Linked DNA regions of Homo sapiens: all the other regions are linked to region 1. A link is a loop called in an ENCODE intact Hi-C map of the cell type or tissue named here. Cell type or tissue: PC-9. All regions are shown on one strand. Each heading gives the region's core, and the rest is flanking DNA. Links, peaks and the distances in the headings are about the cores only. Region 1 has its middle 50 kb from the start of ZNF469. Region 2 has its middle 43 kb from the start of LINC02182. Region 3 holds the start of LOC124900374.

Evidence for each region. Peaks named below come from ENCODE experiments on the same cell type or tissue, not always from the same donor. Only the 100,000 strongest peaks of a DNase experiment are listed, where the experiment ranks them.
Region 2: a loop joins it to region 1, with 16 times the contacts of the local background. A loop is called at or near these places in 6 of 110 quality-filtered maps.
Region 3: a loop joins it to region 1, with 15 times the contacts of the local background. A loop is called at or near these places in 3 of 110 quality-filtered maps.

What each region holds. Positions count from the first base shown.
Region 1 is chr16:88,327,807-88,337,670 of GRCh38, reverse strand. It overlaps a transcript of ZNF469 not described here. Among named protein-coding and RNA genes, the nearest start is that of ZNF469, 50 kb to the left of the region's middle. RefSeq lists enhancers at 4,314-4,608, 3,853-5,052. In PC-9, for the core only: no CTCF peak of the experiment used is centred there; DNase peaks (open chromatin) are centred at 4,047, 4,458 and 5,440; H3K4me3 peaks cover 1,739 bases; H3K27ac peaks cover 2,800 bases.
Region 2 is chr16:88,232,270-88,242,133 of GRCh38, reverse strand. It overlaps a transcript of ZNF469 not described here. Among named protein-coding and RNA genes, the nearest start is that of LINC02182, 43 kb to the right of the region's middle. RefSeq lists an enhancer at 1,697-1,991. In PC-9, for the core only: no CTCF peak of the experiment used is centred there; DNase peaks (open chromatin) are centred at 3,233 and 5,672; H3K4me3 peaks cover 3,291 bases; H3K27ac peaks cover 4,877 bases.
Region 3 is chr16:88,261,387-88,271,250 of GRCh38, reverse strand. It overlaps LOC124900374, which reads left to right and starts at 6,711. Exons shown (of 2, transcript XM_047435026.1): 1 at 6,711-8,438; 2 at 9,017-9,864. The coding sequence starts at 7,201. The coding sequence ends at 8,160. LOC107984862 (a long non-coding RNA gene) reads left to right here and starts at 6,117. Exons shown (of 3, transcript NR_171663.1): 1 at 6,117-6,486; 2 at 8,216-8,438; 3 at 9,012-9,864. It also overlaps a transcript of ZNF469 not described here. RefSeq lists enhancers at 4,862-5,664, 5,924-6,073, 5,665-6,469, 5,467-6,666, 9,763-9,864. In PC-9, for the core only: no CTCF peak of the experiment used is centred there; a DNase peak (open chromatin) is centred at 6,120; H3K4me3 peaks cover 405 bases; H3K27ac peaks cover 436 bases.

The sequences.
Region 1 (9,864 bases), core at 3,210-8,209:
CTGCTGAGGATGCAGAGGACCAGAGTCCTCGTGCCTTGCAAATGGGGATGCAAAATGAGGAGCAGCCTGGCACTTCCTCAAAAAGACAATCAGAGAGTGACGCTGGGACCCTGTACCACTAGGTATAAACTCAGCAGAATTGAAAACACGTCCGTGCAAACACTTGGGTGTTGTATTAGTCCGTTCTCACACTGCTGATAAAGACATACCCGAGACTGGGTAATTTATAAAGGAAAGAGGTTTAATGCATTCAGTTCCACAGGGCTGAGGAGGCCTCACTATCATGGCGGAAGAGCAAGGGACATCTTACATGGCAGGAGGCAAGAGAGAGCTTGTGCAGGGGAGCTCCCCTATAAAACCATCAGATCTCATGAGACTTATTCACTGTCATGAGAACAGCATGGGAAAGGCCCGCCCCCATGATTCAGTTACCTCCTGCTGGGTCCTTCCTGCCACATGCGGGAATGGTGGGAGCCACCATTTAAGATGAGATTTGGTTGGGGACACAGCCAAACCATACCAGGTGTGAACGTTCATAGCGGCACTACTCACCATAGCCCCAGCGTGGAAATGGCCCAGATGCTGATCATTTGGTGAACGGTTAAACCATGACAGAATATACTTTTCAGCCACGAAGAGGAGTGAAACACTAGCACATGAAGCAACGTGGAGGAACCTTGAAAACACGGGGCCGAGTGGAAGAAGCCAGACACAAAGGGGCAAACACAGCATGATTCTGCTCACAGGAAATGCCCAGAAGAGCAGAGATGGTAGACTCGGGGTGGCCAGGGGCTGGGGGAACGGCAGGTGGTGAACTTCCATGGGTATGGGGTTTGTTTTGGGGATGATGACCTGTTCTGGAATGAGATAGTGGTGATGGTCGCATAACTTTGTGAATGCATGAAAAGCCACCGAATCGCACATGTGAAGGATGAGTCTGCGTGGTATTGGCGTGTCAGTGTCTCATGTGAAGGATGCATGTGTGTGGTATTGGCATGTCGGTGTCTCACGTGAAGGATGGACATATGTGCTGTTGGCACGTTAGTGTCTCACGTGAAGGATGAACATGTGTGGTGTTGGCATGTCAGTGTCTCACATGAAGGATGAACATGTGTGGTATTGGCACATCAGTGTCTCACGTGAAGGATGAACATGCGCGGTATTGGCATGTGTCTCATGTGAAGGATGAACGTGCGTGGTATTGGCATGTTAGTGTCTCACGTGAAGGATGAACGTGTGTGATGTTGGCATGTTAGTGTCTCACGTGAAGGATGAACATGTGTGATGTTGGCATGTTAGTGTCTCACGTGAAGGATGAACATGTGTGGTGTTGGCATGTTAGTGTCTCACGTGAAGGATGAATGTGTGTGGTATTGGCGCATCACTGTCTCACATGAAGGATGAACATGTGTGGTATTGGCGCATCAGTGTCTCACGTGAAGGATGAACGTGCGTGGTATTGGCGTGTTAGTGTCTCAAGTGAAGGATGAATGTGTGTGGTGTTGGCATGTTAGTGTCTCACGTGAAGGATGAACATGCGTGGTGTTGGCATGTTAGTGTCTCACGTGAAGGATGAACATGTGTGGTGTTGGCATGTTAGTGTCTCATGTGAAGGATGAACGTGTGTGGTATTGGCGCATCACTGTCTCACATGAAGGATGAACATGTGTGGTATTGGTGCATCAGTGTCTCACATGAAGGATGAACATGCGTGGCATTGGCATGTTAGTGTCTCACGAGAAGGATGAACGTGCATGGTATTGGCATGTTAGTGCCTCACGTGAAGGATGAATGTGTGTGGTATTGGCACATCAGTGTCTCACATGAAGGATGAACATGTGTGGTATTGGCGCATCAGTGTCTCACGTGAAGGACGAATGTGCGTGGTATTGGCATGTTAGTGTCTCACGTGAAGGATGAACATGCATGGTGTTGCTGCGTCAATGCCTCCATGTGAGTTTCTTTCTTTCATTGATTCGATGCTTATCGAGGCTCTCATTTCTCCTCCCATCAGGAGGCAGAGCTAATTCCCCTCCCAGGCATCTGCCTGGACTTGGCAATGCCTGAACAGTGGAGTGTGGCCAAAGTGAGGCCCTGTGGCTGGGTCATCAGAGGCCCCTCCAGACACTCACTTTGGGAGCCCTGAGGGGCCGAGGAGGGGGCCTGGCCACCCTGAGACCCCGTGCCAGAGTGGCCCTGTGGGGACGTTCCAGCTGTCTCGCCATGGCACCAGCTGCAGAAGTAAGGCCGCCCTGGAAGTTTTTGACCAGCCCAGCTGCCCACAGAGCACCCCGGAGTGGCCCTCATCCACACCATGTGGAGCGGAAGTGCATCCAGCCCTGCCTGCATTCCTGACGTGCATCCAGATATGTACTAACCAGGGAGTTAAGCTCTGAGTTTTGGGGTGGTGGAGAGCCTGGCCTGCATCTGACCCTACAGTTAAGCTCTGAGTTTTGGGGTGGTGGAGAGCCTGGCCTGGTTTCCTGGCAAACCTAGCAGCTTAGGGCAACAGACGTTCATCCTCTCACAGCCCCGGAGACTGCGAGTCCCAGATCAAGGCATGCGCAGGGCTGTGCTCCCTCCAAAGGCTCTGGTGGGTCCTCCCTGCCTCTTCCTGTGCCCAGTGGCTGCATGGCTCCCCTGTCCGTCTCCATCACACATGTGTCCTCCCGTTGGCATCTTCCCACACGGCTCCCCCTCCATCTCCATCACACATGTGTCCTTCCGTTGGCATCTTCCTTCACGGCTCCCACATCCATCTCTGTCACACATGTGTCGTTCCGTCGGCATCTTCCTTCACGGCTCCCACGTCCGTCTCTGTCACATGTGTCCTCCCGTCGGCATCTTCCCACACGGCTCCCTCATCTGTATCCATCACATGTGTGTCCTCCCGTCGGCATCTTCCCATCTCAGGCTCCCTTTTCCTTATGACGCTTTCATAGGATTTAGGCCCCACCCTGGTCCAGGACAACCTCATCTTGAGATCTTTAGTGCAATCATATCTGCCGACACCCTTATATGAAATAAGGCCACAGTCATCGGCTCCAGGTGGACATGAATTGGTCACAGTTTGACCTTTTGAACCTTCTGGGACAGATGAATCACTCCCGGCTCTGTGATGTGTGCACACCCTGGGTCATACAGGTTGAGTATCCCTAACCCAAAATGCCCCAGAACCCAAAATTGTTTGAGCTCTGACATGATGCTCTTGGGAAATGCTCCCTGGAGCATGTCTGATTTCAGATGCTGGGTCAGGGATGCTCAACTGGTCAGCGTAAGGCAAACATTCCCAAATGTGACAAAAATCAAAACCAAAACACTTCTGGTCCCGAGCGTTTCAGGTAAGATTGTTGTTGTTGTTTTTTACCATCCATCCCCAGAATTTTTTTCAAAGGGGGCATTCACAGGAGGCTTAGTCCAGCTTAGTCCAGCATCTCAACAAACCTGAAAAATTTCTTAACTCTTTGGTCTCTTAGGAAAGGGAGTGACATTTGTAACACAGAGCAAGACTTCCTTAGCTTCACGCCTGCCTCCCTTGGGCACACACACAGACACAGACACACAGACACAGACATACACATGCACATAGACACACACACACAGACACACACAGACACAGACACACAGAGACACACATGCACACACAGACACACACACACAAACACATAGACACAGACACACACAGATACACACAGATGCACACAGACACACATGCAGACACACAAACACATACACATGTAGACACACACAGACACACACAGATGCACAAAAACACACACACAGACACACAAACACACACACACACACTGCAACTGCCCCCACGTCCCCCCCACCCCCTGCCACGCAGCCGTCACTCTCCCTTGCTCAAGTGTGTGAAGTGCTCCGGTTCTTGGTGTGTTTTTATTCTCCTCGGGATCTTTACTACCAGCCCCACCTCGCGGGCCCGCATCCGTGGGAAGAATGAAAATGCCTTCCCTGGGCAGGCAGCCCCGGCCACACATGCAAAGACTTCCGTGCTCCTGCCTTCATGCCCCACCTTTGCATCTTTGCTGGAAGGAAATGTCTCCAAGTTGTAACTGTCGCTCAGTCACCCGTGGGCCCCTCTTCCATGACTCAGCAAGTCCGAGCCTTCTCCACCCATGGGCCCCTCTTCCGTGACTCAGCAAGTCCGAGCCTTCTCCACCCATGGGCCCCTCTTCCGTGACTCAGCAAGTCCGAGCCTTCTCCACCCATGGGCCCCTCTTCCGTGACTCAGCAAGTCCGAGCCTTCTCCACCCATGGGCCCCTCTTCCGTGACTCAGCAAGTCCGAGCCTTCTCCACCCATGGGCCCCTCTTCCGTGACTCAGCAAGTCCGAGCCTTCTCCACCCATGGGCCCCTCTTCCGTGACTCAGCAAGTCCGGAGCCTTCTCTCCCCTGGCCGTACCCACCGGCTTGGAGACCACACCTGGTTTCCCTCTGGGTGGGTGGAGGCTCTCAGGAAGCATCAAGCAGGGGACTCACGGATGGACGGTGGATGTGGGGACACTCGCTTTGCCCACAGAGGCCACAGCATGGGCAGTGGGCACATGATCCCAGCAGGCCTCCTCCCTCTAAGGTTTACCGCCAAATCACCAATGAGCAGCAGCACAAGGACCCACGGGGTGTGTCCTGGTGCCAGAGTGCACCTCTGGGTGCCACAGAGGCTGGGCAGGGACGTGGCTCCTGGGGACACAGCTCGGTGGCTCTGACAGGGGGGTGGGAAGGTCATGGGCTGGAAAGCAGCATGACTGGGTCTCCAGTGCCCAGACTCAAGGGGCAACCCGGGGCCTTGGTCTTCTCGTCTGTGAAACGGTGAGGAGGCTGGCTGCAGAGGCTGCTTGTGTGGAGTCTTGTGGGAAGGGTTTGCAGGCTGTGAGAGCCGGCCTGAGCAGTGGTGCTGGGGGCCCTCACCCTGTTCCCAGCAGCCCCCCCTCCCCCATCCTGCCCATCTCAACCCACGGGTTCTGGAGTCCCTTAGGGGAGGACTTGCTTTGTTGATTTTCATGGTGCCTTCCCTCTCCCTGCCTCACATGGCCTATGCCAGGTGGCTGCCTGCCAGAGGTGCACACAGAAAGGTTTATTCTTCTGGAATGGCCCAAACCTGCAAGTCAGATTCAGAGCCAAATTAGAACCCAGCATCCAGTGATGCTGCAAGGACCTTGCTCAAGGCCAGGGCCAGCGGCAAGGCTGTGCCCAAGCGTGGCGGTGCTCAGCACTGCCAGGAGAGCCGGCACAGAGGGGGCAGGGCACGCGGTGACGGCACATCATGGGTTCCCACGGGTGCTTCCAGGCCTCAGGCACCCGCGCCAGCTCCCCACACAGACGGTGTCATCCTCCTGCAATAAGCCACAGCATTCTTGGACGCTGTGCCGAAACCCGACCCGCTTAATACCTAATGGGGTAGTGCACTTGGAATGCTGATTTCCTATGAGTCATTTTCCATCCTCTGTCAAAAAATGCAACTTTGTTTATTTCTGAAAGATTCCTTCGGTGGCTTTACTGATGTCAACTAAACACCAAGGAGGGGGTGGAGAGAGACTCCCTGTCCCATCATGCCTGTCCTCAGGGCTGTGAGGAAAGCTATCTGCCAAAGGGGACTCGGGGGCTGCCAAGGGCCATGCGGAGACAGAGGGTCAAACCCAGCTCTGCTCTTGGCACAGTGGCCTTGGGCAAGTCACTGCCATGCCAGGCCTTCATATTCCTGTGAATGAGGAGGGGGCTACTCCTAAAGCCTGCATCCTGAGCTTCCAGGACTCATGGGTGTCTCCAGAAAAGGAAAAATGAATAATGATGACAACAATGGTGATGGTGGTGATGATGGTGATGATAGTGATGGTGGTGATGAGAATGATGATGGTGGTGATGATGATGGCGGTGGTAACAATAGTGATGATGATGATGGTGGTGATGATAGTGGTGATGGTGATGGTGACGATGGTGATGATGATGGTGGTGATGATGGTGATAATAGTGATGGTGGTGATGAAGATGATGATGGTGGTGATGATGATGGCGGTGGTAACAATAGTGATGATGATGATGGTGGTGATGATAGTGGTGATGGTGGTGGTGGTGGTGGTGGTGATGGTGATGACGATGGTGGTGATGGTGATGATAGTGATGGTAGTGATGAGGATGATGGTGGTGGTGATAACAATAGTGATGATGATGGTGATGATGGTGGTAGTGATGATGGTGGTGATTATGATGGTTATGATGGTGGTGTTGGTGGTGGTGATGGTGATGACGATGGTAGTGATGGTGATGGTGATATGATGATGATGATGGTGATGATGGTGGTGAGGAGGATGATGGTGGTGATGGTCATGGTAACAATGATGATAATGATGGTGATGGTGGTGATGGTGATGATGATGACTATGAAGGTGATGGTGATGGTGACGATGGTGATGGTGGTGATGGTGGTGGTGGTGACGGTTGTGATGGTGGTGGTGATGGTGACGACGGTGGTGATGGTAATGATGGTGATGATGGTAATAGTGATGGTGATGGTGATGGTGACGATGGTGATGGTGGTGGCGATGGTGACAATGGTGATAGTGGTGATGGTGGTGGTGGTCGTGATGGTTGTGATGGTGATGATGGTGATGATGGTGGTAATAGTGATGGCGATGGTGATGGTGACGATGGTGGTGATGGTGATGGTGGTGGCGATGGTGATGACTATGACAATGATGATGCAGCTGCTCAGTGTTTAGTGAGCACTTGCTGCATGCCAGGTGCTTTTGCAGACATGTTCTCAGTCTGCACAAACCATTTGCTGCACAGGGAATGTGTCTCCATTTTTGTGGATGAGGCTCATAGGACTGAAGGGGCAAGCCCAAGGTCACAGAGTGGCAAACAGGTAGCATGCGGCAGTGGCTGGCCTGTCACTCAGTGTGCAGCCTCAGCAGGAGAGATCATGGGAGGGCCAGGAGAGAAAACTTCTCCTTTCCCTGGGGGCAGAAGTCTCTCACCTCCTGTGCTGACTGAGGCAGGGGTGTGGGCCATGCCTCTGCCTCTACACGTGGCAAGCCAGACACAAGCTTCTTTCTTAGTCCCTCTGTCCATGAAGCGGAGGCCACAGTCTGGGCCAGTGAGAACCAAAGACATGCCAGGAAAACCACAACACGTCATTGTTTTGTGACTGTTGCTCACGCATGAGAACCACTGGGAATATGCGTGCTAAGGACGGTGTGGAGAAGCAAACCCACTCCGCTCTCAGGGTAGGAGCCTGAATGGGCATGACTTTTCAGAAGGCGTGGCTATGGCACCAATGCCCCACACATCATCACGGCAACGTGGAGTCCACTTCCAGGACCGTATCCGACAGTACACACAGCAGAAATGCTAGGAAGGGCCTTCGCATGTGCACACACATGCAGGACACCCACACAACACTCACAGGACGCCCACAGGATGCCACAGGTCCCGTGTGCAAGTGCATTCACAGGAAACAGCCACAGCATAAGTGCCCATTGCCTAGGGGTGATGACAGCATCATTGCATGTCCCTAAATGAGAAACGCTCTAACCGAAAGTCAGAAGGCCAAGTCCAACGCTGACCTCCCTCTGCCTCTGAGGCTTTGCCTATGCCTGGCATTTCATGTGGATGGCATCAGGCTGGATGTGGCCTTTTGTGACTGGCTGCTTCCACTCTGCCTGTACCCAGGCACCCTGTGCCCAGAGTGCATCAGACTACGTTCCTTTGGGTGCCTGGATGATGCCACGCCTGTGGGCGCCCGTGGTGCTTGTCCGTCCCTCACCGGATGGCCTGAGGGCTGAGGCCATCTCTGCTCTGGTGGGTGAGGCCTTGTGAAGGCGTCTGCATCCCAGGAAAGGTTTCAGCTTGTTCTCACCTTGGGGTTGCTGCCCCCAACCCCATGTTTTCAGCACAAATGTTGTTAAGAACTTTTCCCTTGACCCCCGTCCCCTTTCCCCTGGAACAGCTGAAAGACTAATGTTTTCAATGAGGACCAATTCCCTGTCAGTGTGACCAACTTCCCAGTCTCTTGGGGACCGAAGCGCTCCCAGGATTTGGGGCCTTCAGGGGCAGAAGTGGCTGGCAGAGGTGCTAGCCCTCGCCTCTGAGAAGGGAGCCCCTCTGGGGAATCTGGGGAGCTCCCACCTGTGTTTCATCCTCACCCTTCTGACTCAGGCCCTCAGAGGGCCAGCGGGAGGCAGCCCCCAGCCCCTGCTTGGCTGTGGTATGAGGTGAGACCCCTGGAGGGGGCTTCCGCTAGGCAGCGATGTGCGGTTGGTGGGAGGAATTAAATCACGTCTCACACACCCTCCCTTATCGGCTAGCTGTGTCCACATCTGGATCAATACTAACCCAGGCCTTTCCTTCCAACGGGGCTTCTCCGTGTTCTCAGAAGATGAAGAAGCAGCAAACACACTGGCTGGGCTCCCTCCCTGGAGCCCCTTCACCACCTGCCCAGTCACGGACAGCAGCGGCCGTGTTACTCCCCAGCTCATGAACCTTCTGTGGCTCCCTGTTGTTGACAGTGAGGGTCGACACACAGACCCCGGATACCACTGCCAGAGCTCCCGGTCAGCACATCATGGGTCGGATACAGGAACTTGCACTTTTATAAAAACTGCAGGAAATATGGAGGCAGGTGGTCTCTGGGTTTTCTTTGAAGGACTCCGGCTGCGGGTGAACGTCGGGACCCCGTGGAGAACATTTAGGGCCCTGACCCTTCTTGCTGATTCGGTTTGACTCTGCTCCCTCCTCGGCCTCCTCCGCTTCCTCCTCGGCCTCCTCTGCTGTGGCCAAACTGCGTCTCCCCCACCCGCCTGCCCCAGCTGTTTTCTCTGGACACCTGGAATCCTCTCTGGTTCCTGTGTGGTGCTCACTGTGTGGGAAGCAGCCCTCCCTAGACTGGGCGCCTCTGTTGCTCACACCGCACCCTCTCCCATTGCACTCAGCTGTGTGTGCACATCCCAGCCCCCCGGCTGGAACGCTTGAGGGTTGTATCTGATTTCTTCTGGTTTTCCTTGTCTGGTGCATTTTGGGAGCCAGGGATGGAGGAGATCAGTGCGTTGGAGAAGAACCCGGGCCCTGGACCCCACAAAGATCCATGTCAGGCCAGGTGCATCGGATCAGCTTCCCCACAGAGCACACACTGATGGTGTCTTGCACTGGGGCCGTGGCGTTTCAGGTCCAGCAGCAGAGCTTCGACGGTAGCCATGCGGCCAGGCCCCGGCTGAGAACTGCCATGGCGTTTTCCTGGGGAACCTCCCTGGAGGTTGTGAAGAAGGCACTGCTATCATTCCCATCACACAGGTAAGGAAGTGCAGGCTGGGAGCCGTCATATGGTTCAGCCAAGGTCACACAGTCAGCAGCAGAGTGAGAATTTTGTTCCTCTACAGGCATTTTAAATACACCTTTAAGGCAGAATACAGTACACGTGCAGAAAGCACCAAGACTGAAGTGTCCGGCCTGGCCCATGACATAGCGTGCGTCTGCCTGCACAGCAGCCCCGGGCGAGAAGCACAGACTCGGCAGCTCCTCCTTCCCTGGGACCTGCGGATTCCTCGACCTCATCCCAGCTTTAGGACCGTGGCTCCCATGGCGTGTGCCCTTCTGTGTCTGTGGGAGTCGCCGTGTGTGCCGGGAGCTGCTGCTCTCCTGCCTGGGCAGCAGCATGGGTCGTGCATTCCCCATTGGCTGGGACAGCAGGTGGGTGTGCAGCCGTGATGGAGCCCGGCCGTGAAAGTGTTTCTGGTAGACAATCTCACGTTTCTGGTTTCTGCTCTGCTGGGTGTGTTTCCGGTGGGTGTGTGGGCCCCAGCTGAACTCGGGATCCGGCCGGTTTTCTCAAGCAGCCGGGCCTAGTCAG
Region 2 (9,864 bases), core at 2,568-7,567, 95 kb after region 1:
CTGAAGGATGGCTTGGGCCACCTGCAGGTGGTGCTGTCTGCGACGTCCAGGGTTGGGGGACCCATGCCAGCCCCACCAAAGCCTCATGAGCTCCTTGCTCAGCCTTTAACAGTCTCGCCAAATTCCCTGGGTACGGCATGAACCCCCTTCCTCCCATCCTGTCTGCACAGCAGCGGGAAACAGCGCCTTCCAGCTGCAGGGTGCCCCCATCTCCCACACATTCCCAGAACTCCGGGAGGAGCCCTTGAGCCTCTCCTCTCCAGGCTGAGTCTCCACGGGGCCCTGAACTTGCTGGAGCAGGTCCCTCACCCTGAAGGGCAGGGGCAGCTGGGAGCACGTTGTTCCACCGGCCCCAAGCATGCTCCTTGTCATCTCATACCACCTCAGACATGGCATCCTTCTCCCCATGTTCCAGTGTGCATGGTGGAGAGGCCATGAAGCATCCCAGGGGTACAAGGTGATGACATCAGTGGTGTGATCGGGATGGGTGGGGACCGGATGTCAACACTCCCTGCCAGTGGGCTCTGCAAGCGCCTGCCAGGACCCTGAGCCTGTCATGAGTGCAAGGGAGGGACAACCACTGTGTCTGGTTCAGTGCTGGCTCCCCAGTTGTCGCCTGGGCCCTGGTGACACCTGAGCCCACCCCAGTGAGAGCACTGTCCCCAGAGCTCAGCCACCAACAGAGCTGCCACCAAGTCTGGGTTTATTCTCTTGAGCCTTACAGGTCCCCAACAAATAAACTTTTCATGTGACAATAGGGCTTTTTTTTTTTTTTTAGAGGGAGTCTCACCCTGCCGCCCAGGCTAGAGTGCAGTGGCGCGATCTTGGCTCACTGCAACCTCCACCTCCCGAGTTCAAGCAATTCTCCTGCCTCAACCTCCTAAGTAGCTGGGATTACAGGTGCGTGCCATGACACTTAGCTAATTTTAGTAGAGACAGGGTTTTGTCATGTTGCTCAGGCTGATCTCAAACTCCTGACCTCAAGTGATCTGCCTGCCTCAGCCTCCCAAGTCCTGGGATTACAGGCGTGAGCCACTGCGCCCGGCCTAACAATAGCACTTTTAACCCATGCTGCTCCGTGACCAAGCAGGGACAATGGCAGAGCCCTGCCAGGCAGCGTCTGACATGGTGTGGGCGGCCCTCCTGGCAGCCAGGGCCTGCAGGAAGATGGGGTTTCCGCCCAGCCCCTGGGGTGGGCCTCGGTGGCAGGTGGCTTGTGTGTCTCTTACCCCCACTGAGAGAGGGCTGGCGGTGCAGGCTGGGGCACACTGAGGGTCCCTGGCGTCAGCTGGGGAGGGGAAGTGGGCCGGGAAGGACTTTTCCATCACAAGGGGCTTTTCTTTTCAACCATCCTTCAAACCAACTCGCGGTTGCCCGTGGCTGCAGGTGACAGTGGTGATGTGCCTGTCTCCAAAATATCCCTAAGTTGCCTTCCACCTGGAGCGGTTAATTTCCCCTATTTTGAGGGCTCTGGGGTTGGCAGATACCCACTCTCCAGCCTTGCATCTTACACAGTGGCCTATCCCAGCTCCAGAGACGCTTCTCTCGCTCTCTGGTTGATGCATCTGCGTCTCTGTGGACCCCACGTTCTGCATATTAGTGCATTCCCTTTTCAATTCTTGCACCTGGTGGGCACAGTGTTGAGGCCAGGCGGTCAGCATGCCCGTGACCGATCCCATACAGAAAGGCCAGCCTCCCCACGCAGCCCTGGGCAACTGTCAGCTGCTAGCTGTGGCCTCTCTCCCACCATGCTCTTTCTCTGCCTCTCTCATTCCCTCCCTCCAAATCTCTCTCTCTTCCCCCATCACACGATTATTAGAGGAATGACTGGACTTCCTCCCACTCCTCCTTAAGTGACTCATTTCTGAAGGTCAGGCCACACTGTGGCTAAGTGAAAGAAACCCGTGTGAGAAGACACGTCCTGACCTCCAGAAATGACCGGGAGCACCTCCCACTGCTGATTGGGGCTGGCAGGACAGAGCAGGCTTTGAGAATCACCCCCTTAAATCATCATAGGCAGCCAGCATCGCCGGCTCAGGGTCAGTCACCAATGGGCATGGGTGTTTGGCTCTTCTCTGGGCAGGAGGATCGATGGCCCCGAGCACAGGCCAGAGCAGCAGCCCCTCCACCGCCAATGGGGCCTGGGCAGGTCTGCCTGAGCTTTTCCACCATCAGATTGTAATACCTACCTAGCTGGGCAATTTCAAGCTGGAAATAATGTAAATTTCTGGGCATGCAAGATAACACTGTCATTAAGAGACCACAGTGATTGTTAGCCAGGCATGGTGGCTCACACCTGTAATCCTAGCACTTTGGGAGGCCAAGGCAGGCAGATCACGAGGTCAGGAGATGGAGACCATCCTGGCTAACACAGTGAAACCCTGTCTCTACTAAAAAAAAAAAAAAAAAAAAAAAAAATATATATATATATATATATATATATATATATATATATATATATATATACAAAAAAAAAAAATAAGCCGGGCGTGGTGGCAGGTGCCTGTAGTCCCAGCTACTCGGGAGGCTGAGGCAGGAGAATGGCGTGAACCTGGGAGGCGGAGCTTGCAGTGAGCCGAGATCGCGCCACTGCACCCCAGCCTGGTGACAGAGCGAGACTCCGTCTCAAAAAAAAAAAAAAAGAGAGACCATCATGAAAATTCGCACTCAGACCCATTCCTGATCCCATCATATTCCAAGTCTCACCTGAAGCAAAGCAGTAGATGAAAGAATCCTGTAGTTCTTGGCACCTTTTATATAAGTGGCTTTCAACAGTCAATGCTAGAACTTAAAGAATCTTCTTCATCTTCTTTTTAACCACATAAAGGGGAAATAATTAAAACAACTACTTTTCAATTTTTTCCCAGCTGATCTACCCAACTCACAACTCTGGATTATAAAATGAACAAAAACGAGTAGGACCAGTAGAAAAACCCCAGAGAATAGCCGATGGCAGAGACTTCGGCACAACCCCACCTCCCTCACCCGCACCATGGCAGACATGTCTAATCTACACAGAGCTAGACCCAGACTCCAGACAGCCATTACCAGTCAATCCCAGTTCATGTGCAAGATTAAACCAGTTACTCATAGCCCGTTTTACCATGAATCAGACAAGGTCAGAAAGGGGGCAGTGACTCACCCAGCCTCACACAGTCACCAAGGAGGCTGGACTGTATCTCCTGAAGCTGGGCAGACAGCCAAGGCCATGGGAGGGAGGGAGGCCGGATCTCCACAAGGCTGAGGGGCAGGAACTTTCAGAAGCATGTTCTGTATGCAGTGATTCCACTACAAAGCAGAGGCGCCTGCTCTTCTCAACAAGGACAGTGGGCTGCTGGGCTCTGGTGGATTATCACAGGGCATGGCTGCCCCAGGGTCAGGTTCCGGGCTCTGCCCCCTTCCCTGCAGAGAAGGCTGGGATCTCCATGGTTTTAAGAGGGTTGATAGGAAGCTATCAACTTCACTGCCTTCTGGTCCTGAATGTTCTCAGATATATACATTTTAAAGTGTTTAAATTAAGTGGTGATTGGCAAACCCCAGTCTCCAACCCAGAGAGGACCTGGACAGTGGCCTCCTAAGGGAAGCCCTCAAGTTGGCTTGGAAAGACCCAGGCAGTCTACCTCGGGTCTACCTAGAGTCTATCTGGGGTCTATCTATCCAGGGTCTATCTATTTAGGGTCTATCTAGGGTCTATTTAGGGTCTACCTAGGGTCTATCTATCTAGGGTCTCTGCGTCCCACTTTGGGACATCCCTTCCTCCTGCCTCCTTCCCAGCAGCATCAGGGAGGGACCCCTGTGTGTCACTTGTGCGGCTCTCCACCCGACAGAGGGACAGAAGGGCTCATTCCTCTCTCCCTTCCCACGGGGAACTTCCAGCCTCCCTTCTGTTCCCTACCATGCAGTTCAGCAGACACAGGGTGAGTGGGTGCTGCCGGCCACATGGCAGCGTGGGCATCCCCCTCCCCGTCAGAGCTCCCAGTTGGGAGGGGCGGAGCACAGAGAAACAGGTGAAAATTAGAGGGTGGATTTCATCATCTCCAGAAACTTAGGAGAAACCAAGATACCTTCATAGGTGAATGGATGGGCTGGGGTCCCTCCAGACAATGGAATATTTTTCAGTGCTATAAAGAAAGGAACTGCCAGGCTGTGAAAAGGCAGGGAGGAGTCTTAGGTGCTGCTAGGTGAAGAAGCCCATTGGAGAAGGCTGGATACTGTGTGATTCCAACTCCATGACATTCAGGAAAAGGCAAAACCATGAAAACAAGAAAGATCAGCAGCTGCCGGGGCTGGGCAGAGGGTGACTGGCAGGAGCACAGAGTGCAGGGAGGGTGAGTGGCGGGAGCAAGGAGGGCAGGGAGGGTGAGTGGCAGGAGCAAGGAGGGCAGGGAGGGTGCGTGGCAGGAGCACGGAGGGCAGGGAGGGTGACTGGCAGGAGCACAGAGGGCAGGGAGGGTGAGTGGCAGGAGCACGGAGGGCAGGGAGGGTGAGTGGCAGGAGCAAGGAGGGCAGGGAGGGTGACTGGCAGGAGCACAGAGGGCAGGGAGGGTGAGTGGCAGGAGCACGGAGGGCAGGGAGGGTGAGTGGCAGGAGCACGGAGGGCAGGGAGGGTGCGTGGCAGGAGCAAGGAGGGCAGGGAGGGTGCGTGGCAGGAGCACGGAGGGCAGGGAGGGTGAGTGGCAGGAGCACGGAGGGCAGGGAGGGTGAGTGGCAGGAGCACGGAGGGCAGGGAGGGTGACTGGCAGGAGCACAGAGGGCAGGGAGGGTGACTGGCAGGAGCACAGAGGGCAGGGAGGGTGAGTGGCAGGAGCACGGAGGGCAGGGAGGGTGAGTGGCGGGAGCACGGAGGGCAGGGAGGGTGAGTGGCGGGAGCACGGAGGGCAGGGAGGGTGCGTGGCAGGAGCACAGAGGGCAGGGAGGGTGACTGGCAGGAGCACAGAGGGCAGGGAGGGTGAGTGGCAGGAGCAAGGAGGGCAGGGAGGGTCCGTGGCAGGAGCATGGAGGATTTAGGGGCCCAGGAAGCTGCTCTGTGATACTGTAATGGGGATCGTGTGCCATGATTCATCTGTCAGCACCCACAGAATGTTCTCAGTAGTGGAACTGGAGGGCAAGGGAGGATGGAGAGAAGGGATATGGTAATTGTTATCTGCTCTATTTTCTGAAACCTAAAGCTGCTCTTAAAAATAGTTTATTAATTAAGAAAAAATTAGAGGGATGCTGGTTTGCTTGGCAGAGCACTGATTCTTTTAAGTCTGTGAACCAAATATAATTTTTTTTTTTTTTGAGACAGAGTCTCGCTGTGTCTGCAGTGGCACTAGCTCGGCTCACAGCAACCTCCGCCTCCCAGGTTCAAGCGATTCTCTTGCCTCAGCCTCCAGAGTAGCTGAGCTTACAGGCACCCCCCACCACGCCCGGCTAATTTTTGTATTTTTAGTAGAGATGGGGTTTTGCCATGTTGGCCAGGCTGGTCTTGAACTCCTGACCTCAGGTGATCCACCTGCCTCGGCCTCCCAAAGTGCTGGGATTACAGGCGTGAGATACCGCGCCCAGCCCAAAAATAAAACTCTAAGCTCCCCAACCAACTGAATGGAACCCTCTTCTCAGCCAAGAGGATTCCAAAGTAAACCTGAAAAACAAGTTCAGGCTGTGATGGGAAGTGGGGGTCGGACACGTCTCTTTATACCCGCCTCCCTATGGAATTCAGGCCCAGCTGACCAGCACTCACATTAAAACTGAGACTTTAAGACTGACAGCACAGGCTGTTTGTAGCAATAAGACACCAAATTCCAACCCGAGTCTAGTATAACATCACATGACAGGGAGCAGGTCCTGGAAGGAATAGAGTGTTTGACATAATTTTAAACGGCCCCGCAAAGCTGTCTCTTGTGGGGAAAATCCACATTCTGTAGAGAATCCTCTTCCCTTTCCAGGGCTTTTTCTGATGCTGGAGAGATGGGCTTAGCATCTAGCACATTTCAAAGGTCTCAATAGGAGACATTTGCCATCTATTGCCTTGAAGGGCAGCCCCCTATGAGATTTCTTCTACAGAATACGAACTTTGGTCTCCACAACCCCTTATCTTAATCCAGACACTCCTTTCTGTTGAGTCCAGGTGATCAGATAATAACTTAACTCTCTCAACCAATTGCTAATCAGAAAGTCTTTGAACCCACCTGTGACCAGGAAGCCCCTCCTCACCTTGAAGTCATCCCGCCTTTCTGGGCAGAGCCAACGCACATCTGTCAAGTATTGACTGACTCTGCCTGAACCTCCTGTCCCCATAGTGTATGAGCTCACACTGTGGCCCAACCCCCTGCGGCACATGTCCTCAGGACCCCCTGGAGCTGTGTCACGGGTCACGCTCCTCACATCTGGCTCAGAATAACTCTCTTCAAATATTGTATGGAGTTAGATGTTTTTTTCAGCAACAAGTCCTCATGGGGAACCACGGTTTGGTGTCTTTCTCTTCTCAGATACTGAATTCCTTGAAACGTTGACCTCCAAGATGCTAACTCAGGTGGGAGGAATTCAAGACAAGGAAGGAGCCTCTTTTGGGTTCTGGTTCCCGTCCCGCTACTGAAAACCCCTGATACAGTTCAAGGAGTGCGACAGCGCTGGTTTCAAATCCAGGTTTGCAGCCTGGTCTGGCGTGGAGAGGTTTTACTCTTGGGAGGCCCAGGAGAGGCAGAGGCTCTGGGCCAGGGAGGGCTGGTGTCCACGGCACTCCCAGTTCCGCGCTCCAGGTGTGTTGGGGGAGGGTGGCCACTCAAAGGAGAGAGCCTCAGAAGGAGGGCACTGGGGACCCAGGTACTGCTGAACCCAAAGAAATGAGCCGTTAAAAAGGAGAGAAATGTGTGCGGAAGCCCGGAGCTCCATGGGCAGGGAGGGCTGTGAGGGGAGCCAGGGACCAAGGAGAGACCCCGTGGCTTCGACACTGCCAGTCAGGACCCTCTCCATCCCTGGAGAGGCCCGGTGCGAAATGAAACCACGGGATCCCTTGTCAACCAGTCTCAAGAATTTCAGCAGCAGCCCCAGCGCCGGGCCTTCCCAAGCCAGATCCCACACCAGAAGGCCGGGGCCCTGCAGGACCCGAGCTTGGCGGCATCCCTCTCCTTCCCAAGTCTAGGCACCTGGAAGGGGGCGAGGAAGGGCAGAGCCGCCCCCACCCCGCTCGGCCGCCTGCCCCCCCGCACATCCCTTCACACCCTTCCCAGGGCCAAGGGGGAACATTACAGCTTCTGCGTGAATTCCTGTTTTCCTCCCTTCCTGTGAGTCAGGCACGATTGCTTGCACTGCGTCCGGCCGCCCCAGGCTTTATCTGATGGGAACGAGGCCTGGCCTAGGGCCTGAGAAGCTGCAATGGGAAAGACAAACACGGGCGGTGCGGCCCTCTGCTCTGTGACGAGAGCACTGCCCCCTTGGTTCAGGGACGCTGTGTCCAGCCTCCCCATCGGAGACACTCTGAGGGGACCCTGGAGGCCGTCCAGCTCCAGAAGAGCGCGCCCAGCTCCCCACGGGCTGCGTCCAAACCGGTCCCCTCAGGCACCCCTGGTGGATGATCCACAGGCTGTGCCACGGTCAGCCCTGGTCCGCGCTGCGAGGCTGGAGCCAGCCCCGGTCTGCGCTGCGAGATGGGAGGTGGAAACTGGCTTAGCCCAGCTCCGGCTCTGGTTCCCCTCCCTGGCTTCGTCCTCAGCGTTAATTCTTTGTACCGTTCTGAGCTAAAGGTCTTCTCCCTGCCCCTCAAGATCACACAAGGTCACACAAGTTTCTTGGCCCTTACAAAGTCTGGCTGCTGCAGATGTTAAATCCCATCCCATCTATAATATAGGAAGCTGACAGTTCTTAAATCCTTCAGCTCACTCAAGAGGGAGGCCACGACCCACGTGCCTGCATGCTAAGCTTTCCATGGGGGCCTTACTAGAAAAACGCAGTGATCTCAGAAGATCAAAGAAGTTGGTGCTACGTTCACAACCACCTCCTCGGGGACTGCTGAGACCCAGCGGCTTTTGTACACAGGGCTTCTCCTCTGGGTTCAGAAGTCCATGGCCCTTCCAATCACCCAGCGCCTGCAGCCCACACAAAAGCCAGTGAGCTCATCCCAATAGGAAAAAGATAATTTCATCGTTTAAAAAAGCACTTAAACAGCAAAAGTTCCTGTGGAAACCACATGTGGAAAACCCACTGACAAACAGGCCAAATCCCTAAACCAAGGTTCAAATTTCAGGGGCTTCAGACGGGGCTGCGGGCGAGAGAGCAGGGTATTAGGGCTGAACGTCCACCAGCAACCAAGAAGGCGGCTGCACTGCGCTCACCAAAGCGCTCGCGCACAGGAGGCACTCATGGGCTTCCCGCATCCTCTACGTCCCCATCGGGGTCCTGAAACAGATCTGCCTCCAGGCACCTCGGCACAGCCAGGCCAGCCCATCACGGCCCCAAAACATCTGCCTTCCCCTGGTGGGAGAGTGGGAGAGTCATGGGGCTGAGGTTTTGGGATCCTGTTTCATGCCCAGGCGGCCCTAAGCCTAATCAAACTCCCTCACCAAAACAGAACCCAGTCAAGGCCAGCTGCTATACATTTGGGCGCCTTCCCTCCCGCAGAAACCTCCAGAACACGGCATCCAGTAGCCCCCTGCTGCCTGGGGCCCATCCAAGGTGGCCTGGCCAAATTTCCAAGAGGAATAACAAAGTGAGCCCACGGCCCAGGCCAGGAAGACGGCAATGATGTTCAGGTTCCCAGGTGGCCCCCAGACTTTGGACACAGGCAGGGACAAAAGGAATTGACAAACCACTGGCCATGGTGGGGCTGCCCCAGTGCTGAAGGTTGGCGATTTCCTCCCAAGCCCCACAATGAAAACAGAAGCAGAAACGAGGCTACACACACAAAGAACCTGGCGGGGACGGCTCTCTGGCACTGTGGGAGGGGAGATGCTTGCCGCGGTGCCCACAGCCTCTTTCTCACCAGGCCACAGCAGCGGTTCATCCAGCCTTCACACGGCCTCAGTTCCCCACACAGGAACAGTGAGTCTTTCGGAAGCCTCGTCCTTGAACGGCTGGAAGGAGCAGACAGAGGCTCCCCCGGGCCGTGGGAGGCTGAGCCAGCGCCTGAGGATCTGGCGGAGGAGGAAGAGCCCAAGGTCAAGGGCAGCCCCACCCCAGCCAGCCTGCACCCGGCTGGAGGTGGCCATGCAGGCCTGCTAGGCGGCGGCCAGACCACAGGCCCCTCCACCTCCCAGCTCCTGGCTGCTGAGAAGGCTGGGGCGCAATATGCGACGTGCCCAGAACCCTGAGGAGCAGCTCCGAATGTCAAATAGTTGCTGGGCTCTGGAGAGGAAAAACACATTGACTTTGTTCAAGGACACATGAGTTGCAATCTGGGCAATGCTGCCAAACAGACCCGACCCAGCCCCAGGCAGGGCGTTCTCAGGGCCAGCAGAAGCCGCCGTGGCCTGATCACTCTGCAGCTACCCTCTTGCCGCAGGCTGACCCTCTCTCAGGCAGAGAGCTCCCGGACAGCCTGCTACCCACGCATCACTGCACCCAGGGCACCTCTTCTCAAAACAAGGACAGCGTTAACTGGGACAAGAATGATTTCCGCAAAGGGCAGGCCTAATCAGGATGGAGGAAAGATGCTGGGGTTTCTCTACTCTTTCCAGAGATTGCAGTGGCCAGTGCCTGGACACCCCCGAAAGTCCCAGGCCTGGTCCAGCTGTCCCAGGGAATTGGGAGGCGGGGTGGTGGTGGGAGGGGGAGCTGTTGACGCCACCTCCCAAAGTGGTGTCTCTCTCATTGACCAGCCGTATTGGGTGGGGGAGGTTTTTAAAATCTGTGTTCTAAACATCCAGGTAATCACTGAAACAGCCCGAT
Region 3 (9,864 bases), core at 3,155-8,154, 66 kb after region 1:
CCGCAGGGTCTGTTATTACCAACAAAGATGATGACGGTGACTAACGTCAACACGCTCTCCGGGAAGCCAGGCCTGGGCTCGAGCATTCTGTGCAGAATCTCACTGAATCCTTTCAACAACCCTATAAGGCAGGTTCTGTTACCATCCCCCTCTTATAGAGGAGGACCCCTGAGGCTCAGAGAGGGAATGCGACTCATTCCAAGTCACACAGTGAACAACTGAGCTGAATCCCAACCCAGGCCTGTCTGATTCCAGAGCTGGGATGTGGACCGGCCGTGAATCCTCAGCCTGGATGCCAGCCCCGAGAGGGGGGACCCACACCTGAACTGTCTGTTCCTGAACTGAAAACAAGAATGAATGAATGAATAAATGATAGAATAAATGGGTGGAGGCTCAAGCCAACGGCACTGATCTCAAAGCCCAGAAGTTCTTGGCGGTTAGCCCTCCATAGAAAGCCTTGAACACCACACAGAAGTGTTCAGCGATGGGCTTTTCCTTCCCAGAGAGGAGGAATGAGAAGCAGGCAAAAGCCAAGAGAAAAACAAGAGGCAGAGGAAAGCAGCCTGGAGAATTTTCCCGTGGAGTGAGCATGATTGCTTTGGATACTTGGAATCTGGGCACAGTCTGTGAAGCATCGAGTATGGTAAAAGCCTTTGGTTTTGTATGCTGCAGACGGATGGAATGTCACTGTCTGGGAAGCTCAGGCACAGAAGCATGCACACAAATGCCCAGGGAGTCTGCATGATAAGCAGGCCCTGAGCAGCCATGTGGAGTCCGGCCTTGTCCTGAGCCTCTGGCTGTCCCCATTTTCCATACCCTCCAGGCAGCAGGTGCGAGCATCCAGGACCCTGGTGAGCTGGCCGGCCACATGGGCACACACAGCCATCAGCCCACGGTGCTGAAAGGCCCAGCTGGTTTGTGAGCAGCCAACCAGATCTCCTCCCCTTCACCCTCAACGTCCTTGGGAAGGATGGGTGGCAGGGCTGGGAGGCCGAAGGTCAAGGAGCTGGAGTCCCCTGGGCCCAGGGTGGGGAGCAGGGCCCTGGCCAGACCCTCTCTCTACCCACATGGGCTTGGGGTCATCCAGGAGGATGCATGCCAGAATTCTGGTCCATGAAGATTTGGCATTTCACTGCAGGCGCAATTTACCTCCAAGAAAAAAAAGCTACTAACGAATGCCAGTCTCCAGCTGATGATGGCTTGCCCCGTCTACAGGAGGCAGTGCTGATGTCACAACCACCTAGAAATGCAGGACGCGAACCTAGATCCTGGATGGTGGTTTCTAGAAAACACTCTGCTCTAAAGGAGCCGGGGCTCCATGGAGAAGTGGCTGAGTCCAGGGCGTGGGCAGGAGAATGACTGGGTGCACCTGGAGCATCTACGCCGGGAAGTCAGACACACTCAGAAAAGGTGGGGACACTCCTGACCACCTCAGGAGCCATCAGAAGCCACTGAGGTTGTAACTCATGGAATAGAGTAACAACTCACAGGGCCATCCTGGTGACAGAAAAACCGGCAAATGTGTGCTGGGGGGATTGGTCAGCAGTTCCCGAGAGCAGGATACCAACCAGCAGGTGCAGAAGACGTGATTTAAACAAGCGTCCCGGTAAGGATGGGTGGGAGGATGCCACACAGACATGGTGGGAGGAAGCTGGGCAGCCCAGGTGGAGGCGGGGCCCATAGTGTGTGCAGGGGTCTTAAGAGGTCCGTGTGTTTGGAAAGTCACATAGTAAGATGTTGAGAAAAGATAAAAATAAAGATGAGGATTGGGAAAAAGAAAAGAAAAAGAAAAAGAATGTGCTGCAGGGTGATATTCATCTCCTGTGGGAAACACCAGTTCTACCCACCTGCCACAGGCCCGGCCGCCAGGGTGCACCCACCTGCTGTAGGCCCGGCCGTCCGGGTGCACCCACCTGTCATAGGCCCGGCCGCCTGGGTGCACCCACCTGTCACAGGCCAAGCCGCCTGGGTGCAGTTTTTATCCCTATTTTGCAGGGAAAGAAGCTAAGGCGCAGAGAAATTATGCAGCTTGCCCCAGCCGGCCGTGGAAAGTGGAAAGACTCAAACCCAGTTCCACTGGTGTGGAGCCCAGCTCCCGCCTGCCGTGCCTGCCCCACCTTCACCTGCTCCTCATGGAAAGACTGGGCTGTGAGAAAGGGGAGGGCTGAGCAGAGGGACCCAGCATACCCAGCCCTCACCCAGGCCCTGCATGGCCCAGACCCTCCTAGGTCAACTGAAATACCATCTCTCCTCCCGGCAGCCCGTGACCTTCCATGCCCTTCCAAGGGCCTAAATGTGATGTCACTGCCCAGGCCCAGGGCTCTATGTGTCCAAGGATCCCCTCCCTCTTCAGGGGAGGCTCACAGAGGGGAGGTGACCTGCCTGGTGTCCCACAGCTCATGGGGGCCGGGCTGCACGTTTTCCACACAGAAAACATTCGATGTACTTCAAGCGAGTGTCTGGGGCACCCTCCCAGGCTTACCTCAAAAAAAATGTTATGGTGGCCCGGGCTTAGTGACTTGCTTCCAAAGAACAGAGTAGAGAAGTGTGACAAGCGTGACCTCAGCCCAGCGGCCCAGGTCAGTGTCGACAGCCACACGTCCTGCTGGCGGTGCCAACCCCCACGGGGATATGAGGCACCAAGCACTTGACCCCTGCATGTTCTTCCTGAAAACCCAGGATCTCACTCTACCCAGGAGAAAAACGCCAGGAGAACTCAAATTGAGGGACAGTCCACAAAATACTCAGCCGGTCCTCTTCAAAACTGTCAAGGTCCTCAAAAATAGGGAAATTCTGAGAAACGGTCTCAGTTGAGAGGAGGCCCTGGGGATGGAGTGTCACACGGGGTCCTGGGACAGAACACAGATGTTGGTGAAAAAACGACTGAAATCAGAACCAAGTCTGACATTTGTCTGTAGTCAGTCAATGTTGTTGATGTACAGACCAACGTCATCTTCTCAGGGTAGCCAAATGCACCACAGAGACTTAAGACACCAGCGAGGGGGAGACTGACAACGGGGCATGGGAACGCAGGGCTCATGCCACAACTGTCCTAGAAATAGAAAATTCTTCCAAAGTAAAAAGTTTACATTTAAAATATAGGGAAAAGACTTGAATAGACATTTCACCAAAGACGACATGTCAATGGCAAATAAACACATCCAAAGGAGCTCAACCTCCATGAAGAGGGGAAAAGCGCATCGAAGCCCACTGCACACCTGCTGGAATAACCCTGATCAAAACCCAGAGGATGGCAGGAGCCGGTAAGAATGTGGAGAAATCGGTTCCCTTGCTGCCGGGGGGCATGGGAAATGGCTCAGCCGCTTTGGAAAGCCAGCTGGTGCTGTTAAAAGGTGAAAGGTCGGCTTACTCAGGACCCGGCAGTGCCACCCCAAGGAATCTATGTGAGTGAAGTGAAACCTACTGGACACTCATCGCTGCATTATCCCAAACAGCCCGACCTGCAAACAGCCACGGTGTCCCTGCTGACCCCCTGCCCCCAGTACAGCCTCCTCCTGGACTTGGGTAAGTCAATCCCCCAACAGGTGCACCCTCCCCTCCATTTCCACTCAGCCCTTATCCCCCAGGGACCCACTCCACACCTGGGGGCCCTGTGTGGTGACCTCCTGCCAGGCCAGCCTGCCCCAGAGGGAGGAACACAGAATCCATTTGGAACCGAAAGGGACTCAGCTCAGCCGGGAAAAGTAGGCTCTTTATTTCCAGCCTCACTGACCACGTGCTGCTCTGTGTCCGTGGTGGACCAGCCCTGGGCATGAGATGAGCAGAGCTGGCCCCCGGACCCCTCCTCACCACGTCTGAACGGACAGCACTTCTGTGTCCAGGGGTGTGCGTCGGGCTCCCGGGCAGACAATCCCTGGGCTTTCGCGACTGGCACCGAAGTGAGGCTGGGCAAGAAGGCACTGGGCCAGATTCCTCCCTGGGGCACTTAAACGGGGCCACAGGGAAAGAATCGATGTGGTGACGGGTGGAGGCGGGGCTCCATGGCAGCCACGGTCAGGAGCAAGCCCTCGGCAGCAAGGTATAAATAAGCCAAAGTGACAGGGGCAGATGAGTGACACGGACAGACCACACGCAGAGAGTGAGGGCGCCGATGGAGGGTGCCGCCAGCCAGTGTGAGCCGCAGGGAGAAGGCAGATAGAGTGAGCTCCAGAGTCGTGACCCACGGACACCCAGGTCCTCTTGCCGGGCACCCGGAGCGCCTGGAATCCAGTTCCCGAGGACTTGGCGGGGGCTGCTGCTCCAGGGCCCCCCTGGTTATGGCTGGGATGAGTTTGCAGAGGATGCCCCCGCCACCAAGCTCACACCTATAAACACTGATCATACAAAGTGTGTCATTCTTGTCACACCAACTAAAACTGCCTTCGGAAGGCAGGGGAAAAGTACTCAGGGCACGACACTGCTCCAAGGATGGAACTCTCTGCAAGTCCAGCTGCTGAAACTGCCTTTTGTCACCTGGGACCAGTTTTATCCACAGCTGCTGAGGTCACTTGCTCCAACTCCAGAAGGAATTCTGCTCACAGCTGTCACACCGACCAGCACGTCCCAGGTCCTCAGAACTTTCCCAGCGCCAGTGAACTTTCTCAAAGAGCAATAGGTAACCTTCTCCTTTCTTGTAAAACCACCAACCTTCTACTGCTTCTCCAACCTCCACCATTTACCTGGTCGGCACGTATGCCCCAAGATGCAATCCTTTCTTCCCAAATAAAACGTTAAACTTGGAAATTCGCCTCTACATTTTTATTTTGACTTGAACATACCCCAGCAACCGTGAGACCCCGAGGACACGAGTGACCTTCCCTGCTCCTGGTTCCTTCGTGTGCACGACAGGCCGTACTGTCTCCTGGAGCCTGGGGCCTGACACCTGGAAGCTCAGCCGGAGCGGCCCCAGCAACCTCCCTGTAGCTCCAGCAGTGCCATCCCTGTGGTCAGCGTGGACCTGGCCTCCCAGTGGCCCCAAGTCCCCCCATAGCTCCAGTGGTGCTGTCCCTGCAGCGTGAACCCGGCCTCCCAGTGGCCCTGCATTCCATGGAGGGCTGGGCCCCCTGCCCTCCTGAGCCTCACAGTGGCCAGCCAGCCTCACACGCTGCTGACCCTCAGTAGTGGCCAACCCCGTGTCTGTCGGAGGGCACAGGCCACCATCCCCACGGAACTCAGGCCTGCTGCCTGGGCAGGGGCCCTCCAGGAAGCCTGGCACTTAGGGGTGGCAGCTCAAGCTTGTTGGGGGTGGGGAGCTGGCCGGGCACTCAGGGCCCGTCATGTGCAAATTTGGGCCAATCCCACCCCCTCTGGGCCTCTGTCCCCATTTACCAGAGAAAGATGGTCTCCGCTGAGCCAACCACCTTCATCTAAACCAAAGGACAGAAACCACCTCTGCTGAGCCTGGAGGCAGCCAAGGGAGTGGAGAAGCCAGCGGGGATCCCCTGGTTGGGCCACACACACCCCAGTGAGGCTGCGAGAGAGACGCGCCGCCTCCCGAGGTGCAGAGTTTCGCAGGGCACAACCCACTCCCGTCTGCTCCTGCAGCACCCTGTGACCCAGGACGGGCGGGTTTCCTGTGCCCCACTTCACAGACGGGAACATTGAGGCTGAGGGGAGCTGAGTGAGGTGTTTGCGGTCCCCAGCCACACGGTGTGGCTCTGGCTTTGCTCAGATGCCACACGCTGCACGCACTCCTTTACTGGACGCACCCGGCCCCGCCGGATACTGCCGTGCCCCCTCCCAGGACAGCAGCAGGAGCACCCAGCCCTCCTGGATGTCCCCCTGCCCCTCTGTGCCGCAGCCCTCATGACTCACTGGGAGGCCAAAAGGAAGCCCCAAGTGATTTTCTAGCAGCACCTCCCGCAGCCCTCGGGGTGAGGCTGGGCTGTTCTGCCTGCGAGTGGTGCTAGGGGAACCTCCTGAGGGGTCCCAGGAAGGCCCCTGGCCTCCTGCCTCCACACCCCTGATTTCTTGGATCCCTTTCTTGGTCAGTGAGAGCCGACCGGGTGAAGTCACCCCTGGAGGAGGAGGGAGCTGAAGCAGCCGGTGACTCACTCACACGAGACAGTGGGCGGCGGCCAGGGCAGAGCGGGACTCCCCATTGCTGGCTAAAATCCAGACAGCGCCTTGGCCTGAGGTGTCCCTGACAGGATGAGGGCGGAGTGGCAGCTGCCGAAACCTGAACTCCTCTGCCCTGCCCCCGTCCCTTGAACCCACGCATCTAGTAGGTCAGCGCCAGAGGAAATCCTCGAAGAAAATGGGCGTCTCCCTTGCTGAGCACAGAACCGCAGTCAGCCCTGTGTGCCCGCTCCCTGGATGAGGACAGGAAGGACATGGGGGAGAGGCCACGGTCACCCTCAGGAGCCCCCAGACCCACTGGAAAGCAGCGCAGTGAGCATCTGAGCAGTACCGCCTGTGCCTGGCGCGAGGGTGCGAGGCGGGGGGCCGTGTGGCCAGGCAGCCTAGGGTTGCGCCAAAGCCCAGCAGGTGTGGGACGAGCAGGACTGGACTGGGAGGGGCTCGGGGGAGCGGGGACCTGTGCTGAGCTTGAGGTGTGGCTGGGCTGGGAGGCCGGACAAAGGTGTGTCTCCTCTGGCCATGCAGGGGTCAGGCGGTGGTGCTGGGGAGGGGGATGTGGGAGGAAGATGGGGCTGGGATGAGGGGGGAGGAGGATGTGGGAGGAAGATGGGGCTGGGATGAGGGGCCAGGGCTGAGCTCAGCAGGTATTGGAAGGTGCCATGGCTCTGTGAACATGCACAGGTGGGGAGGCTGGGGTGGGGGCAGAGCAGGGGACAGTCCTGGAGCCAGCAGACAGGAGGAGGCATCTCTACAGCACCCCAGGCTTGGAGACAGGGCTGGCTCACCTCAAAGGGGGCCATGGGAGAGAGGAAGGTGGGCATCAGGGCTGGCCTGCCCCGGCCCCAGGAATACGTGGGAGTTGAGCTGCATGAGGGGTGGCCAGCCTAGGGCAGGGCAGGAGCCACGGGGCGTCCGCTCCTCTCTGTGGGTTTCGGTGTGGGAGGAGGAAGGACAAGCTCCTCCTGGAAGCAAAGGGGCCTGAGGACCCAGGAGCAGAGTGACCTTGTGGGCAGGGCCGTCCCTGAGGCCTGCCACATGCAGAGGACGTGGCCCCTGTGGCCAGCTTGGTGCCAGGAGCAGGTCCTGGGGGGTGGGGAGTAAGTCTCCCAGGGGCCGAGCTCCATGAGTACACGTGGTGTGGACACTGGGCCTGCCACAGGGAGGCTGGTGTGGGCAGGAGGCTCCCTGGGAAGTGGAGAAGCGCTTTCTGTGAGCTTGTTCCAGGGCTCTGGTCAGCCCAGCCTGGGGTCTCATGGCCACGCAGGTCAGCAGGAAGGGGAAGATGCCCCAGCAAGGAGGCAGGAAGGCGGCCTCTGCCCGGCGCATCAGTCTCGGAGGTGGGGGACCCAGGGTTTGTTCTCAGCAGGCCTCCTCTCCTCCTCTGCCTCACAGTCACCTCTGGGATGGGAGAGGCGGTGTCTGCAGGGCCCTTCCCACAAAGTCTGTCCATCTGCCCCTGCTGCTGCTGCAAGGGGCTACGGGTCCTCTGGCGACTCTGGACCCCCCGGAAAAGGGAGGCTTGAGCTGCCCACTGCACCCTTGACCCCTTCTGAGCCTCTCAGCAAAGTCCCAATCCACCCTCCTCAGGAGGTCCCAGGGATTTGCCCACATGGGCACCCCATGCCCTCAGCCAACCAACCCCACCATGGCCCACACGCCTGCCCCTCCCTCTGTCTCCTTGGGGCCCCGCACACGTTGGCACAGAACATCTCCCTGCTGGGTGACCTCTTCCCGCGAGCGGCCCAGGACAAGTGCAGCCTTCTGGGCAGACACAGGGAGCGGGCGTTCCCGATTCACAGAGGACTCACCTCGGCGTACTACAGCAGCCTGGCAGAGCCCAGCCTGCGACAAGGGCCTCATATGCATCTGTTGAGTACACCAGTGAATCCCAATCCCCTAGTTCGTTTTCTACCCCAGAGGCCCAACAACTGGGTGGGGTGGGGGAGGCATTTCGCTGGACGCCGTGGAGACGCAGTATCGTCCGGGAACCTGAGTCTCCGTAAACCCCGGGGTTGGACAGACCAGTGCCAGCAAGCTCCTTCACAGAGAGGAACTCAGACACGAATCCCTGGAGACTCCTAGTTCTCATACAGAGCTTGTTTTTTCACTTCCATTTTCAAAGTCCGGATTTTCACAGGTCTGCTTCTCCCGGGGGCCACGCCTGCATTTCTGCGAACGATCCCCAGCTGTCGCTAATGAAACGCTCCTCCACTGAGAGGGAGCCCAGCCCCACTCAAGCCGGTCAGAGCTCATCCGTAGGAGGCTGTGTGGGGGTCACGCCACCACAGGACGCAGATCTGCCCGAAGCCTGTTTTATTGCACTTAACTAATTCCCAAGATAAACCACTGGGAATTTCCATGTAAGCACTTAGGCCTCTGTTTATGAGAATCTTTGATCCACTGAGAATGTTTAGAACTCACTGAAGCATCCCTGGCCCTGCCCAGCATCAAGCCTTCCGAGATGCGTGAGGGCAGGGAAATTGTCGGCCTGTGCTTGGTCTGTGGGGACCCAGGACCCCAGGAGGGGACCCCAATAGGGAGCCTCTGCCCCCCAGGTGGTGGGGTCTCTGCTGGGACTCTGCAGGCTCCTGCCCGTGGCCAAGTTCATGGCTGTCTTTTCCAGAGCTGCCCCAGAGCCCTAGACAGCCCCATGGAAGGGCCCATCTTCCTCCAGCCGTGGAGGAAATTTGCAGCCATCCGTGACCTGCAAACTGTAGCTTATGATGGACTGCTCCCCATCCACCAAAGCCCAGCCACTTGGTTTGGAAGCCACTGCCCCAAATGGCCCCTCTCCAGTCACTGAACTGCAGTTCAAACGCCCCACCCCTCGGCTCTTTGAGCAGCCAGGCTGCCTTCTCGCTCTGGGATGGTTTCTTCAAAACCCTCTGGAGTATGTCCAGTTCTTCTGTTATTTCAGGGTGTTTTATTTCCAGCACAGATTTCCACTTCTGCTACCACCGGGATGGAAAAGGCCTCTTCCCTCAGATTCCCCCAATCCCAAGAATGCAATTCCTTCACTAATGCTGAGTGGAGACATAGTCTCTACAATCCAGAAGGCTGAGTGAGGTGGAAACGTCGGTGCAGCCTGCAGCTCACCTGGTTGTCACTCGTAGATCGGCCTCGGAAAGCTCCAGGAAGTTGGTTTGGGATGAGCCGGGCGTCCTGCACAGATGGTGGGAGGGAGAGGAGGCCGGAGCTTCAGCCAGTGCAGCGCCATGGCCCCTGTTCTGTGGTTCACTGGGGTGTGAGGCCTTCCTTGGGCTCAGAGAGGGGGCCTCCGAGTCCTCATCCACAGAAGCCCTCTGTGCCACCAGCAGGGAACAGCCAGCAAAGAGCCTTCACCCTGAAGATCCAGACGGAATTCTTGGTTTCTACAGCTGCTCCCTGCCTCTCCCCACAGCCACGGGAAGGGGAGTTAACCGAGGCAGCCCCCACCCGAGACAGACCTGCACAGGGCCAAGAACTTGCCCTGTGGTAGGGCTGGGGGAGGAGCGGCTGGTGGACTTTCTGTGTCAAAGGCAGGTGTCACTTTCAGCTCATTAATTTCACTTCTCCAGGTTCTCAATCCACCAAAATGAGCTCTTTACAAAGGCCAGGACCTGCCCTTCTAGAGGACAGGCTCATACTTCCCAAAGCTTCAGGACTTCGGGTCCTGTGGCTGCCCATCCGTCAGCAGAACTGGGTGAGGCCAGGTGTGACATCAGACAAGTCCCCCGCCTCTGGCAATTCCTCAGCGGGGGGCATGACCTACTGTGCATTCCAGGGCTGCGGCACATGTACTTACCC